Regions from separate parts of the Homo sapiens genome. Here region 1 is linked to region 2. The links are chromatin contacts, found by Hi-C or POLR2A ChIA-PET in ENCODE. All regions are on one chromosome and are shown on one strand. Each heading gives the region's core, a stretch centred on a gene start or an enhancer-like site at or near the end of the contact. The rest is flanking DNA. Distances are from core to core; before and after follow the strand shown. Region 1 holds the start of RAC3 (Rac family small GTPase 3). Region 2 overlaps P4HB (prolyl 4-hydroxylase subunit beta).

What was found. A loop is a pair of places that touch in the nucleus more often than their neighbours do. ChIA-PET counts read pairs that join two places held with the same protein, here RNA polymerase II (POLR2A). Pooled maps may share reads with other maps.
Region 1: POLR2A ChIA-PET joins it to region 2 with 10 read pairs in activated CD4-positive, alpha-beta T cell. The contact joins the promoter of RAC3 here to the enhancer-like site in region 2. A Hi-C loop is called at or near these places in 2 of 168 maps with a recorded cell type or tissue (both naive thymus-derived CD4-positive, alpha-beta T cell), 14 of 37 single-sample maps with no recorded cell type and 13 of 50 pooled maps. POLR2A ChIA-PET finds 5 or more read pairs at or near these places in 6 of 52 experiments (B cell, H1, HEK293 and 3 more).

What each region holds. Positions count from the first base shown.
Region 1 is chr17:82,025,383-82,032,927 of GRCh38, reverse strand. It overlaps RAC3 (Rac family small GTPase 3), which reads right to left and starts at 1,250. Exons shown (of 6, transcript NM_005052.3): 1 at 1,132-1,250; 2 at 470-541; 3 at 100-217. The coding sequence starts at 1,166. LRRC45 (leucine rich repeat containing 45) reads right to left here. Exons shown (of 17, transcript NM_144999.4): 5 at 7,421-7,545; 6 at 5,917-6,029; 7 at 5,484-5,542; 8 at 5,177-5,254; 9 at 4,782-4,917; 10 at 4,617-4,694; 11 at 4,420-4,531; 12 at 4,245-4,315; 13 at 3,743-3,835; 14 at 3,293-3,385; 15 at 2,690-2,863; 16 at 2,462-2,609; 17 at 1,777-2,319. The coding sequence ends at 2,123. RefSeq lists silencers at 815-974, 1,175-1,254, 1,615-1,724, 1,745-2,034 and an enhancer at 2,632-3,155.
Region 2 is chr17:81,838,299-81,845,085 of GRCh38, reverse strand. It overlaps P4HB (prolyl 4-hydroxylase subunit beta), which reads left to right. Exons shown (of 11, transcript NM_000918.4): 11 at 994-1,920. The coding sequence ends at 1,074. Among named protein-coding and RNA genes, the nearest start is that of PPP1R27, 6.6 kb to the right of the region's middle. Within about 2 kb of position 3,610, at least 10 of the 41 ENCODE cell types and tissues checked have a DNase peak (open chromatin) inside an H3K27ac peak, as active enhancers do.

The sequences.
Region 1 (7,545 bases), core at 1-2,500, 190 kb before region 2:
CTGGTGGAGTGGTCAGGGGCTCCCCAGGGCCCTGCTCCCTCCCTTGTGCGGATCTCAGGGACCCCCCCAGCTCCCGGGGCTGGCCCCATTGTTACGTACAGTTTGGGGGTAGGAGAGTGGCCGCAGCCGATCGTAGTCCTCCTGACCCGCTGTGTCCCACAGCCCCAAGTTGACTGGTTTCCCGTCCACCATCACGTTGGCAGAGTAGTTGTCAAAACTGCAGAGCAGTGAGGGCAGGGTCAGGGCTTGGGAGGGGTCCCAGAAACCCCCAGCCCTGCTGGCCTGTGTCTTGGGGTTCACAAGTCTGCACAGAACTAGAACTCTGGCCAGCACCTCAGCTCCAGCCGGGAAGCCCAGAGACAGGGCCACCTGAGCCGACGTGGAAGCCCAGAGGAGACCCTGCCCGTGTCCCCCCCATGCCACACTCACACGGAGGGCCTGTGCTCTCCCGGGAAGCCCCCACACTCACACGGTGGGGATGTACTCTCCGGGGAAGGCGTTGGTCGTGTAGCTGATCAGCAAGCATGTCTTCCCCACGGCGCTGCGGACAGGGCAAGCCACGTGGCTCCCGGGCCCGGCCTCGGACCCTCTGCCCAGCAAGGGCAGCCCCCTCTCCCGGAGCCAGAGGCGAGTTAGGGGCGTCTGGGGTCGAGAGGGGGACCCAGCCCACCAGATCCGTGGCGACCTAAGGCTGGAGGACGACCTGGGCAGGCCGGGCTCCGGGGGCTGGGGTGGTGAATAAGGGCGCAGGGCGCCCCACACTGGGGCCCCAGGCAGAGGCCCCGACTCCGAGGGTGGCGGCAGGAGAGGGTGGGGCCGGCTGAGGGTTCAGCCCAGGTGAGAGGCCTGGCCCCACCCACTGGGAGGACAGGGCGGCGGCCCCGCCTCGCCCGCAGCCAGCCCAAGCGGGAGCCGGGCAGCATCAGGTGGGCCCGAGCTGGAGGCCCGCGGACCCCGCCCCGCCCCACCCCGCCCTCCTCGACCCCGGGGCGCACGCGGCTCGGGCGGGGTACGGCGGGGCCGCCTCGCGAGGACCCGGGCGCCACCCCCGCCCCGCCCCGGCTGCGCCCCGAGCCCCCGAGCCCCCCTCCCGCCCAGCCCAGCCAAGCGGCCTCCGGGCCGCGCACTCACCCGTCGCCGACCACCACGCACTTGATGGCCTGCATGGGCGCGGGCCGGGCGGCGGCGGGCGCGGCCGCGAGCCGAGCTGCGGAGAAATGCCCGGCGCCGCAGCGGCCGCGGACCCGAGCGCCGAGCGATCGGCCGGAGACAGCCGAGCGCCGCCGAGCGCCGGGCGCGGAGACAGCCGAGCGCGGCCGGCGGGGGGCGGGGGGCGGGGGCGGGGGCGGGCGGGGGGCGCCCGGCCGCGCGGCTGGCGGGGCGGGGCCGCCCGAACCCGGGCAGAGCTGCGCGAGCTGCGGCGCCCCCGCCTCCAGCGCGACCCCGGCCCGGGGGTCTCCTACGGGTCCCTCGGGGCGCAGCGCAGGCCGGAGAGAGCCCAGCGACCTGGACCCGGCGGGGAGGGCTCCGCGCGCTGCGCTTTCTCGGGGACCCGCCCCCTGCCGCCGGGAGCCAGCTGGGAACTCCGGGGTCTGCAGCCGCCCGAACCCCCAGACGGACAGCCCCCGCGGCCCTCCCGTCCCTTCAAGGCAGCGGCGAGGAGGGGCGAACAGCCGCACCCCGGCAGGCCCTCCCTGCAGGGCTGGGGGCAGAGGGCCGCGCGTTTGGAGAGGCACGGACGGTCGCGCGTTTGGAGGGAGAGGCGGGGCCAGAATGTATCACAAAGTGCAAACGCGCTGTATTTCCAAACCCCGCCGCGCGCAGGCGGCCGCAGCGTTCACGGTGACATCGCAAAAGGCGAGGGGGAGACGCGCCCGCGGGACCCCTTCCCGGTGTGCTCCCACGTGGCGTCGACCGGGAAGAAGGGGCCGGTAGGGAGCCCTTCCCAGGCGCCTCCCACGGGGTTCCCCCGCAGCCGCGACACCACCAACAGTCGCCGCAACCGCCGCGTGGAACAGACGACCCGGGTCTCAAAGAGGCGGCGCGGGCGGGACGCAGCCCCTGGTCCATCTCGGGCGCCGCCTGATGCACTCCTACTGCGCCCGGGTCCTCCCGGCCTGTCTCACTTTGGGGGGCTCAGGGTCCTCACGGGGGACGCCTGCACGTAAGCCAGGACGGCGTTCTGCAGGAAGCTCGCCCTCTGGGCCTCCTCGTCCCGGATGCGGGCGATCTCCGCCTCCCGGAGCCGCAGCTTCTCCCGGAGAGACGCGTTCTCGCTCTCCCTGTCCAGCAGCGCCTCTCGGTGGTCGCTCGCCATCACTGCAGGGCAAGGAGCGCAGTGAGCGGACGCAGCCCCAGCGCACCGTGGCACGGCCTCAGCACGGGAGACCTGGCCAGCCCCGCTCTCTGGCTGGCCTCACGTCCCACCAGTGGGCGGCGGGAGGACAAGGGTCTGGCTCACCTTTCAGCTGGCGCTCCAGGGCCGCCGCCTTCTCCCTCAGCGCCTCCTGAGCCGCCAGCTCCGCCTGCAGCCGGCCGTTCTGCTCCTGCAGCTCCACGCGCACCCTGCTCACCTCGGCCACCCTTTCCTGGTCCTTGAGGCTCAGCTCCTGCCAGGCACGAAGGCTGGGGAGTGAGGCGAGGGTTGGGGGCTAGCACGCCCGGGGCCCCCCACCGGAGCCCCGCCTACCTGCTGCAGCTCTTCCAGGCGCCGCCGCAGGCCCTCAACTTGCAGGCCCAGCTGGCTGACCCGGGTCTGGGCCTCGGCCACCACCTGCTTCTGCTGTAGGCAAGCGCCCTGCGCCTCGTCCCGTGCCTGCGCCAGCAGTCTCAGCTTGTCCTCCAGGTGAGCCAGGCGCTGTTGCTGTGAGCACAGGGGCCGCCACGAAGCATGAGGGGCTCAGCCTGAGCTCAGCTGAGGGAATGTCTGCACGGGCACGACCCCACCTCTCTGCAGGACTGGCTGCTCTAGTTACTATGACTCTGAACCCGCTCCCCTGGCAGCCACCTCCTCCAGATGCCCTCTGGGCTCTCCTCCTCCCTCTTCGGTCACACCACCCCTCCCATCCATCCATGCGTGTAGTCACAGGCTGCAGAGATGGGCCAAACCTCTCCACCGTCTCAGGCCCTGATCCAAGGCTGAAGCGGACCCACCAGTGTCCAGGGTGTGCTCATCTGACCTCAACACCACACTCCCGCCTCCCCACTCAGACCGAAGCTCTGGAGTCTGCATGCGGGCCGCAATGCCGGGCAGCCTGGCTCCCCCGGAGGGTGGCGGACATGTGTGGCTCACCTCCTCCAGGCGGGCCTGGCTCTTGGCCTTGATCAGCTCCTCCTCAGCCTGGCCACGCTCGCTGAGTGCCGCTGCTTTCACTCGGCTCAGCTCCTGCACAGATGGCCACCTGCCAGCCCGTTCTCCTGTCCCTGGCCCAGGGCCCTTCTCTCTCTGGCCCATCCAGCCAACCCCAGCCAGGGGGGCTCCTCTCTGCCAGCCTCCTGAGGGCCACGCAGCTGCTCTGCCACCTAGCTCGCTGGGCAAGGTTCCTAAGGCCAAGGAAGTCCGAATGCCACCTAAGTCCCTTTAGCTTCTTGGGCACACTGGTGGGTGGGTCCCCAAGGTGGGGCCTATGAGCCTCTGGGAACAGGAAGAGGTCTCTGGTCCTGAGGCGGCGAACACCAGGGGCCCCTGCCTTGTTCAGCCCAGGACTAAGGCAGAGCTTGGCCCTGCCTGGTGGGCACTCACCTCCTCCAGGGACAGCCGCGCCGCCTCCAGCCTCTGCACCCGCTCCTGCATGGCCTTCTCACTCTCCTCCAGGTGACGGGTCATATGCTCCACCTGCTCAGGGGCAGGGATTGTGGGGCCAGAGTGGAGAGCGGGCCTCCCTACCTTCTCCTCACGGACTCCCCACCCTGAAAGGCAGGTGTCTCTTGAGAACCTTGTTCATTCTGAGAAAGCACTGCCTCAGATGGCCTAGCAGGAAACTACCGCAGCATGCACACCCTGAACGAGTGGGCCTTGGTGTCTCTTCAACGGCAGCCTGTACTACGGCTCAGACATTGCCGGGGTCCCCCCGCCGCCCCCAATAGGAGGTTCTGGGTCTGACATCCGCTCAGGCTGGCAAAATACGGCCACCCAGTGACCCAAGGTTGGCAAGGGAAGCTCCCACCAGGTGTGTGCTTTGGGGACACCTGCGTGACACCAAGACCAGAGACTGAGGCGCATTAGAGGCCAACGAAGAGGGCACCTCCTTGATGCGCAGGCTTTCGGAGTCCTCCAGGCTCTGTCTGCATCTTCTCTTCTCCATGTCCAGGCGCTCTGGAAGCCCAGGGTGGGCAGAGTATGCGTGAGCATCCCCTGGGGGCCCCCGTCCCCCGGTGCCCATCCCCAGGCCCCTCCACAGCAGGCCTGCCCGTGCCCACCCTCGGCCTGGATGGCCCGCATCTTCAGCTCAGCTGACATGCTGGTCATCTCCTGCCTGGTCTGGAACAGCTGCTCCTGCTGACACCTGAACTTCCGCTCCAACTCGTCTACCTGAAAGCCGGCACCAGGGAGGGAAGCTGCAGCCCAGCCCTGCCGCGCCCACCCTGGGCTCCCTGGCTCCATCCACCACAGCTACCTGGTTTTGCAGAAGCAGGTTCTTTTCATTGGCAGCAGACAAGTCTCTGAGGAGTTTAGACTCCCGCTCTGCAGCTTCCTGGGAGGGGAACGGGGTATGGGTAGTGAGGGTCACGAAGCCGCCACGCACCCCTTGGCCCACCCCTCTCAAGCCCTGCCCACCCACCTGCTGCTCCAGCTTGAGCTCCTTGGCCTGCCTCTGTGACAGGCTCAGCTGCTCCTGCTCCGCTGTGGCCAGGAGCTCCCCCAGGTCCTGGGCCTTCTGCTCCGACAGAGCCAGGGCGGCCTCTGTCATCTGCAGCCTGCAGAAAGGAGGGGCAGCACCCCCGCCCCGGTTGGAGTTTCACTTGCCTTATAAAGGCCTCGCTGCTTTCACTGTTGCTGGGCACCTAGTCAACCCCAGCCAGCACCCGCCTCCTCCAGGAAGGCTTCTGGGTTACTGCCCCAGCCTCACCATTTCCCACCTCTGCTTTGCAAACAGGACTTGCACACAGGTTCACACCACCTTTCTCTGCCCTGTGGGCACGTCTCTGAAGTATCCTGAGGCCACCCCCCACTTACTTGGCCTTGAGAGCGTTGATGATGGAGTGCCTCTCATTCAGGGCTTCCTGAAGCTGCCCTACACGGGCTGCCGACGCCCTGTGGGCAGAGAGGAGGGTGCAGAGAGTAACCCAAACCCCAGAGCGCTCCCATACCCCTCTGGCCTCGGTAGCTGCTGCTGTTCCTTAAGCATCTATGGTCGCCTGGGCACTGAGCCTCCAGCGACCTCCTCGTGGCCTCACTCGTGGGCTCAGGTTGGTCCCATCTGAGTCTGAGCCAGGACCTGATCCCTGAAGCCTCACCCTGCCCCTGCCCTGGGCCCGCTCACCTGCTGCTCTTGGCCATCTCTTCTCGCTGCTTATCAATAGTCTCCATCAAGTCGAGGAACTGGGGACAGAGACAGCCGCAGCCCTGTCAGGGCACCTGCAGCCTGTCCACCTGACCTTCTCAGGGGGAAGGAGAGCCAGCGCCCACCAATGTGGCAAGGCAGCGGAGGGTTCCACCCACGGTGCCCTGTCTCCTTCACAGGAAGGGTGGCCCCTGCAGAGCGAGGCCTCAGGGCTCAGACGCCAGCTCCCCAAGGAAGTCCACCTGCAGATCAGACCAGGAGGCCGCCCCTCCTTCCTGGTACCAGCCACTCAGAGAGGCTCCAGGGCCCCGAGGAAGGGAAGATGGGCAGACCACGGGGCTGAGGGAGGAAGGACGTGGCCAGGCCCTCCAGCCATAAGCAGCTCCAAGGTCAGTGAAGGCGCCATCCTCACCTGCTTGGACTTCTCCTCCCGGAGGTGCTGGACCTCCTTGCTGAGGACGTGAGTGCGGGCTTGGTTCTCCTGGAAGGTGGTGAGCCGGTCCTGGCTGTGGCCCATGGCTTGCTCTGCAGAAGGAGCTGTGTCAGCTGGGCACAGGGGCTCATGCCTGGAATCCCAGCACTTTGGGAGGTCGAGGTGGGTGGATCACCTGAGGTCAGGGGTTCGAGACCAGCCTGGCCAACATGGTGAAACCCCATCTGTACTAAAAATACAAAAAAGTAGCTGGGCATGGTAGCGCACACCTGTAATCCCAGGTACTCGGGAGGCTGAGGCAGGAAAATCGCTTGAACCGGGAGGTGGAGGTTGCAGTGAGCCGAGATTGCGCCACTGCACTCCAGCCTGGGTGACTGAGTGAAACTCAGTCACACACACACACACACACACACACACACACACACAAAGGAGCTGTGTCACCCCGGGGCTGCTTAGCCTCAGGAGTAGCTGGTGGCCACCAGCCCTGCACCCAGCGGCTGGCTGCTTGGGAATCTATGCCGTGTGGGGCAGCGTCTCACCCGGCAAGTCAGGGGTGCCCCCTCAGTGCATGGGGGTGGAAGTGCTTTGTGGGGTTCGGGCTGTGAGCAAGAGCCGCCTGGTGTTGGGGAGCGCGTGCACATGTGGGGCAGAGGTGGTGGGAGCTGCTCCACCGCAAAAGGCAAGGGCCATCCTGGGGCATCTGGCCACCATCCCAAAGGTCAAGGGGCACTGCACAATGCTGAGGCAAATGCTGTGCCCAGCTCAGTTCTGGAAAGATCTGGGTAGCATGTGGCGAGGGGGCAGAGGTCAGGAGGGATGACAACAACCAGGGCAGTGCCGAGGCGAAGCCAGGGACGGCGCAGCTGGAGTCAGAGGCCAGGCAGAACCAGCAGGAGGGATGAGCCCTCAGCACAGGGGCTGGAAGAGGCTGCCGCTGTGCGCGGATTAGGGAGTACGGGGGGCCTGGCAAAGTCCCCAGCTGAGTCTGGGGCACTGGGGCCTGAGGCTGAGACATCAGCTGCAAGGATTCGGGGTCGCTGGTGGGAGGGAATGTGTGGAGGCCAGCACAAGCCAGGGGGCCCCACCTCACCTGACTCACATGCAGGGCCACAGACTCAGGGTGACCAGGGAGCCTTCCTGGCCAAGGCCAAGACCTGGGCCACCCGAAGCATCAGCAAAGCCACCAAGGCCAGGACTGTGAGCCACACGGCCTCAGCTTCCCCAGCTGTGAAACGGGCACCCTCCACTGCACAGGTCCTAAGAACTCAGCAAGTACACAGGGCGCCTCGGACAGTGCCCATGTGTGGCGAACGCCATTCAAGTGCCAAACAGGTGCCCCACGACCCCTCCGCTCCTTCCTGCTTCCCCTGGGCTCTCAGGCTGCTCTCCTCATCAGTTCCCGTCCTGAGCCCGGCACCCCGCCCTCGGTGGACAGGCCTCTGTCAAAGGCTCACGCGTCACTCCACACAGCCCTGCACCGTACCCACGGCTCTGAGGACGTCTCCAGGGATGTTGTTCCCAGCCAGGTCCAGTCTCCACAGGGTTCTGTTGCTGGGGAGACAGTTCATGAGGGCCCGGCCCCCCAGGAGGCCAACGTTATTCCAGCGC
Region 2 (6,787 bases), core at 2,361-4,860:
ACATGCCCACTTGGGCTCGGCTTGTGATGGGAATGGTGCCATTGGAGGCACGTCTGTGCGTCCAGGGCTCTGGGGCCCCACACCTTCGCCCAGCAGGGCAAGGGATGTGCTCCCAGTGCTCTGCTGAAACAGCTCTCCCTGGCCAGCACTTCTTTAGGGGACGACGTTGAAGGCATCTTTAAAAACCAGATTTTGCTTAGAAAACCTTTTCAGACACATGGCACCGGTTCCTCACATGCTGCTAACTTGGACTCAGAGGTCCATCCCCAGCCCGCTGGCGGGGCCCGGGCACAAGGGCGCAGACATGGGTCTGCCCTCGGGAGTTTAGTCCTGCCCGTCAGCGCGTGGCCAGCAGCAGTGGTGACTCTGCCGGGGAAGCAGGAAGGCTGGTGTTGGGAGGATGCGGCAGGGGCGGGGTGCTTGACCATGGTGAAGGAGATGAGGGCATGGTCAGCCCAGGCTGGCAGGGCCTGCTGGGAGTGCTGGTGCACAGTGGGAGGTGGGAATACTCTGCCCAGGCTGGGGATGGAGGGCCGGCCCCTGGTGCTGCCTGTGGCCTGTCATTGGCCAGAGCCCAAGGGTTGGAAGTAGAATGGTCACACCCCAGTGGTGACTGTGCCTGGACTTCATGCTGGGGCTGTTGTCCCTGCCGAGATGTGGACCCTCTGTAGACTCCATGGTGCCAAGCTGGGAGACACACATACGCCTTCCATGCCCAGTGGAAGGGTCCAAGGCTGAGCTGGGATTCCCAGGGTTCCTGACACAGTGGGGGCTCTGATTCATCCTGCTATAGGCAGAAATCCCCCAGGCGTCACTCTTCCTGGGAAGACCCCTGTGTAGCTCGTAAAGACCAGGGTTGGCTGCTCCAGTGGCCGGTGGCCATGTCCGCCGTGGCCGGCTAGTCCCCGGTGTGAGCAGTGTGGGGTGCTGGGGGCCGGCAGCCTCAGCTGTTGCAGCCAACCTGCCCGCCCCGCCCCTTTTCCTGTATCCCAGGATCTCGAGGACCTGGAAGAAGCAGAGGAGCCAGACATGGAGGAAGACGATGATCAGAAAGCTGTGAAAGATGAACTGTAATACGCAAAGCCAGACCCGGGCGCTGCCGAGACCCCTCGGGGGCTGCACACCCAGCAGCAGCGCACGCCTCCGAAGCCTGCGGCCTCGCTTGAAGGAGGGCGTCGCCGGAAACCCAGGGAACCTCTCTGAAGTGACACCTCACCCCTACACACCGTCCGTTCACCCCCGTCTCTTCCTTCTGCTTTTCGGTTTTTGGAAAGGGATCCATCTCCAGGCAGCCCACCCTGGTGGGGCTTGTTTCCTGAAACCATGATGTACTTTTTCATACATGAGTCTGTCCAGAGTGCTTGCTACCGTGTTCGGAGTCTCGCTGCCTCCCTCCCGCGGGAGGTTTCTCCTCTTTTTGAAAATTCCGTCTGTGGGATTTTTAGACATTTTTCGACATCAGGGTATTTGTTCCACCTTGGCCAGGCCTCCTCGGAGAAGCTTGTCCCCCGTGTGGGAGGGACGGAGCCGGACTGGACATGGTCACTCAGTACCGCCTGCAGTGTCGCCATGACTGATCATGGCTCTTGCATTTTTGGGTAAATGGAGACTTCCGGATCCTGTCAGGGTGTCCCCCATGCCTGGAAGAGGAGCTGGTGGCTGCCAGCCCTGGGGCCCGGCACAGGCCTGGGCCTTCCCCTTCCCTCAAGCCAGGGCTCCTCCTCCTGTCGTGGGCTCATTGTGACCACTGGCCTCTCTACAGCACGGCCTGTGGCCTGTTCAAGGCAGAACCACGACCCTTGACTCCCGGGTGGGGAGGTGGCCAAGGATGCTGGAGCTGAATCAGACGCTGACAGTTCTTCAGGCATTTCTATTTCACAATCGAATTGAACACATTGGCCAAATAAAGTTGAAATTTTACCACCTGTCCTTGCCTCGGGTTTATGATCTCACCAAGCCCGGAGAGCTGGGCTGGAATGCGGACGCCAAGGCCATCTGCCAGGCCTTAGTGGGGTTACTGGTGCTGAGAGGCCTCGCCCCTGGGACGAGGTGCAGATGCAGAAACAGGCCCCAGTCTCCCCAGCAGAGCTGTGCAGGCTTGCGATTCCCGGGGAGGATGCCTTCCCTGCCTGTAGGCTGCTTTACCTGGACTCTGATGGGGCTTCTGTGATTCTGGACCCTGGATGTGGACACGGGTGGAGCCACCCAGCCCCATGTGATGCTCAGACTCCTGGTCATTCCCTCCCATCCCCGCCGTGGAGTGACGAGAAATCAGGTGGACTCAGGCTTCAAGGATGGGTGAGAGGAACAGGGGGCCCTGCTTATCACTAACCCTTCACACGATAAAGGGCAGGGCTGGGCGCAGGGACGCGCGCCTGGAATCCCAGTGCTGGGGCAACACGGGGAGACCCCGTCTCTAGGAAAAATTAGAAATTAGCTGGGCATGGTTTGCACCTACAGTCCCAGCTACTCGGGAGGCTGAGGCAGGAGGATCACTTGATCCCAGGAGGTCAACACTGCAGTGAGCGGAGATCGCGCCACTGCACTCCAGCTGGGTGACAGAGCTGTCTCTAAAAATAAGGATCTCCTGGTCTTTAAGTTGTAATTTGGCTTAACCTCAGCACTCCTGTGCTTCACATGCAGAAAAAACACATACACTCGATTTTTTTTGAGACGGAGTCTTGCTCTGTGGCCCAGGCTGGAGTGCAATGGTGCTGTCTTGGCTCACTGCAACCTCCGCCTCCCGGGTTCAAGTGATTCTCCTGCCTGAGCCTCCTGAGTAGCTGGGATTACAGACATCCGCCACCACGCCCGGCTAATTTTTTGTACTTTTAGTAGAGATGGGGTTTCACTGTGTTAGCCAGGATCTGCTGGCTGACCTCGTGATTTGCCCGCGTCGGCCTCCCAAAGTGCTGGGATTATAGGCGTGAGCCACCGCGCCCGGCTGAAAGTCAATTTTTCTGCAGACGGCAAGCCGCGGCCTGTGTGCAGGGCTGGGCGATGGCTCTGCTGAGCCTGGATTTGCTGCTTTTCTGCAGGGGAGGCAACAGGAGCTCTGTGGTGTCTGTGGGTCCCCCTGAGGGCAACGGCAGAGGCCCTGAGGATCCAGCAGGGCTCATGGTGGTCTCAGAGGGCGGTGAGGCAGGAGGAAGGAGCCCAAGGGTGCAGGTGGCAGGTGGGAGTGGGGGTGGAGCTGCAGCTCTAGGGAGGCTGCTCGGCCCTCAGAAGTTCGGATGGAACAAACGACCCTCACCAGGCTGCCTTGAGGAGCCCTGCCTGTGACTCTGTGAGCCCCGCCAACTTCACATCCTGATGTGCTTCCTAGAGTAGGAGCTTCCGCACTGCCGAGATTCCCGGGTGTCCTCCCAGTTCCCGAGCTTGCGGGCTGGCTGCAGCTGCTGGAGCCAGAGACGGCTCTCAAGCCAGACCAGGCCTCGCCGGGGGTGCGGTTCTCCCGTTCTCCCCGCTACCTCCCTTGCCGGCCCCACAGGCCCTCACAAACTCGGCCGCTCCGGCTCCTCCTGCCTCTGCTCCAGGCTGTGGAGTATCCGGCCAGCATGCCGCGAGGACCTGTGTCAACACGTCGCCAGCACCAGCCAGCCCGGTTTGCCCACATGTCCTTGGCCCCACACGGCTCACACCAGCTCGGCAGTCTGGGTGCTGCCGTCTGCCCCGGCCCCCAGCTCTGTGGGTCTTGGAGACAGCCCGTGCTGGGGCTGGTTTCTGGCTAGTTCAGCTCCAGGGCCTCAGCAGGGTTTGTGTGCCATGCCTGGGTCCTGCGACACAGTGAGCCGCGTACTCACGGAAAAGTGGGCAACGGCATCTGGAGGTGCCGTGGGAGGATGTGGGCAGAGGCCCGAGGGCTGTGGCTCCTTGCAGGGTCTCTGAGGGAGGCTGTCCTGAGTCACAGCTAAAGGGGTGGGCTGTATTTGTGCCTGTGCTCCCTGGCCGTGGGATGGGGTGCAGTGACCCTGTGGACCAGCTGTGCGGGGAGCCGGCCCTCTGGAGAGAACGTTGGGACATGGCACAGCTGCCCGCAGCACTGGTGTCATGTGCTCTGGAAAGGGGAGGGAGTCACTGATACCTTTCCCGTTTTGCAGAGGCAGCTGATGAGCACATTCCTGGGCTCGGCTGTGGCTGGGAGGTGGTGGGGCAGTGTCCAAAACCTCTCTGACTGGGCTGCTGGATTAGTGGGGAGACTTTGAAGGCTCTGGGAGGAGGTGGTTAGGGCTTAGCAGCCTGGGACTTCCCAACCCTCTGTCTCTCCAGGTGCCAGGAAGCCACCGGCCTGGAGCCTAAAACAGTGATTGCTGGGTCTATGTACCACACCCCGGGGGGCCTCTGACCTCAGGGAGGGAAGGGCCCTTCTGGCCCTAGGCTGGCCCTCCTGCCAGACTGCAGTGCGACCTGCGCTGACTTTTCCTTTTTTTTTTTTGAGACATAGTCTCACTCTGTTGCCCAGGCTGGAGTCAGCGCTGCGATCTCAGCTCCCTGCAACCTCTGCCTCCTGGGCTCAGGTGATTCTCCTGCCTCAGCCTCCTGAGTAGCTGCGATTACAAGCATGCACCACCATGCCCGGCTAATCTTTGTATTTTCAGTAGAGATGGGGTTTCACCATGTTGGCCAGGCTGGTCTCGAACTCCTGATCTCGGGTGATCCACCCACCTTGGCCTCCCAGAGTACTGGGATTACAGGCGTGAGCCACTGCGCCTGGCCTCAGCTGACTTTACTAACAGGGTCTCCCGGGTGCTTTTGCAGAGCACTGCTGGTTGCATTCACTGGACATTTTTTTTTTTTTGAGACAGGGTCTTGCTCTGTTGCCCAGGCTGGGGTGCAGTGGTGTGACTGTAGCTCACTGCAGCCTCAAACTCCTGGGCTCAAGCAATCTTTTGCACCTCAGCATTCTAAGTAGCTGGGACCATAGGCACCCAGTACCATGCCTGGCTAATTTTTAAATTTTTTGAAGGGAAGGGGGTCTCCCTATGTTGCCCAGGCTGGTCTTCAACTCCTGGCTTCAAGTGATCCTTCTACCTTGGCCTCCCAAAGTGCTGGGATTACAGGCGTGAGCTTCTGAGCCCAGCCAGGCCTCACTGGACTTCTAAAAGTTGGACGGTAGGCCGGGCGCGGTGGCTCACGCCTGTAATCCCAGCACTCTGGGAGGCCGACGCGGGCGGATCACGGGGTCAGGAGATAGAGACCATCCTGGCTAACACAGTGAAACCCCGTCTCTACTAAAAATACAAAAAATTAGCTGGACGTGGTGGCGGGCGCCTGTAGTCCCAGCTACCCCGGAGGCTGAGGCGGGAGAATGGCGTGAACCCGGGAGGCGAAGCTTGCCGTGAGCCCAGATCGCACCACTGCAGTCCAGCCTGGGCGACGGAGCGAGACTCCGTCTCAAAAAAAAATAAAAAAAGTGTGATGGTAAACCTTGTGCATCAGATGTTCTAGTTCGTCCTCCAGAAGGCAGAAACTTAGAGTCATGCAAACTAGGTCAATTTGCAAGTTCATATGGACCAAGAAGAATCAGGGACAAAACTCCATGAAGACAGGTTTGGCTCTGACGTCACGCTGCATGAACAGCACGCTTCGCCCACGGTGGAGCAGGCACGACTGCTGACGGCCGGCTTCTGATGGAACGTTTCAAGGGTGAGGAGCTCCAGGGAGTGTCTATCATGGCGTAGAACACACGGTTCCCACATCCTTATTAGAATAGAAGGCACATAAATACCTTTCAAGGAAATCTGTTGTGACTGGCGAGGCTTCAGGCACCAGTCCCTCGGGTGATCCAGATAGAAACCCCAAAGCCAAAAGCTCTGCACGCTCCCAGCTCACCTCCAGCAGGAGGGACACAGGGGCTTGCTTGGGGTCGCCAAACAGGCTCACCGGGTGGTCTTGCCCCCACCGCGTCTCTAGCCTGAGGCCCGGTCACTCCTGGAAAGGGCGTTCCTTCTCGTCACACTGTTGGTGGCAGCTTCATCCAGCGTGCTTTCATCTGATCCTCTGAGGGGGGAGGGCAGACAGAACTTTCCACAACATGAGAAAAGGCAATCTTCACATCAGAGGAGAGCCTGTCTCCAGTGTACAACGTTTCGTCTCCAGGCTTCACGTAAACAAGCCAGAAAAAACGGCCTGGCTCCTCCCAAGTGACCTGGAATTCCAACTGTCCATACCTTTCCCTGAGTCCCTAGAAATGCAGCCACGCTGGGAGCCGACCCCCCTCAGGGTGTCTGCAGGCCCGGGCCTGGCTAGAGGCTCCAGGGCCACTCCAGTGTGTGACTGGAGAGGTGGTGTACCCGAGGCGAGGGGCCCAGGGGGCAGGGGAGGGGACAGGGGGTGCACCTGGGTACCAACGCAGGTCCAGGAAATTTCGCCAGGCAGGGACCCTCCGTCAGCGCCGCTTCTCCAGCAGCATTTTTCCTTTTACTCTTTTTATTTTATTTTTTAAATTTTTTATTATTATTATTTTTAAGATGGAGTCTTGCTCTGTCGCCCAGGCTGGAGTGCAGTCGCGCGATCTTGGCTCACTGCAACCTCCGCCTCCCGGGTTCAAGAGATTCTACTGCCTCAGCCTCCTGAGTAGCTGGGATTACAGGCGCACGCCGCCACATCCGGCTAATTTTTGTATTTTTAGCAGAGACGGGGGGTTTCTCCATGTTGTCCAGACTGATCTCGAACTCCTGGCCTCACGTGATCCACCCTCCTCGGCCTCCCAAAGTGCTGGGATTACAGGTGTGAGCCACTGCACCCGGCCAGTTTTAAATTTTTTTAAAGCAAAGGAGTCTCACTA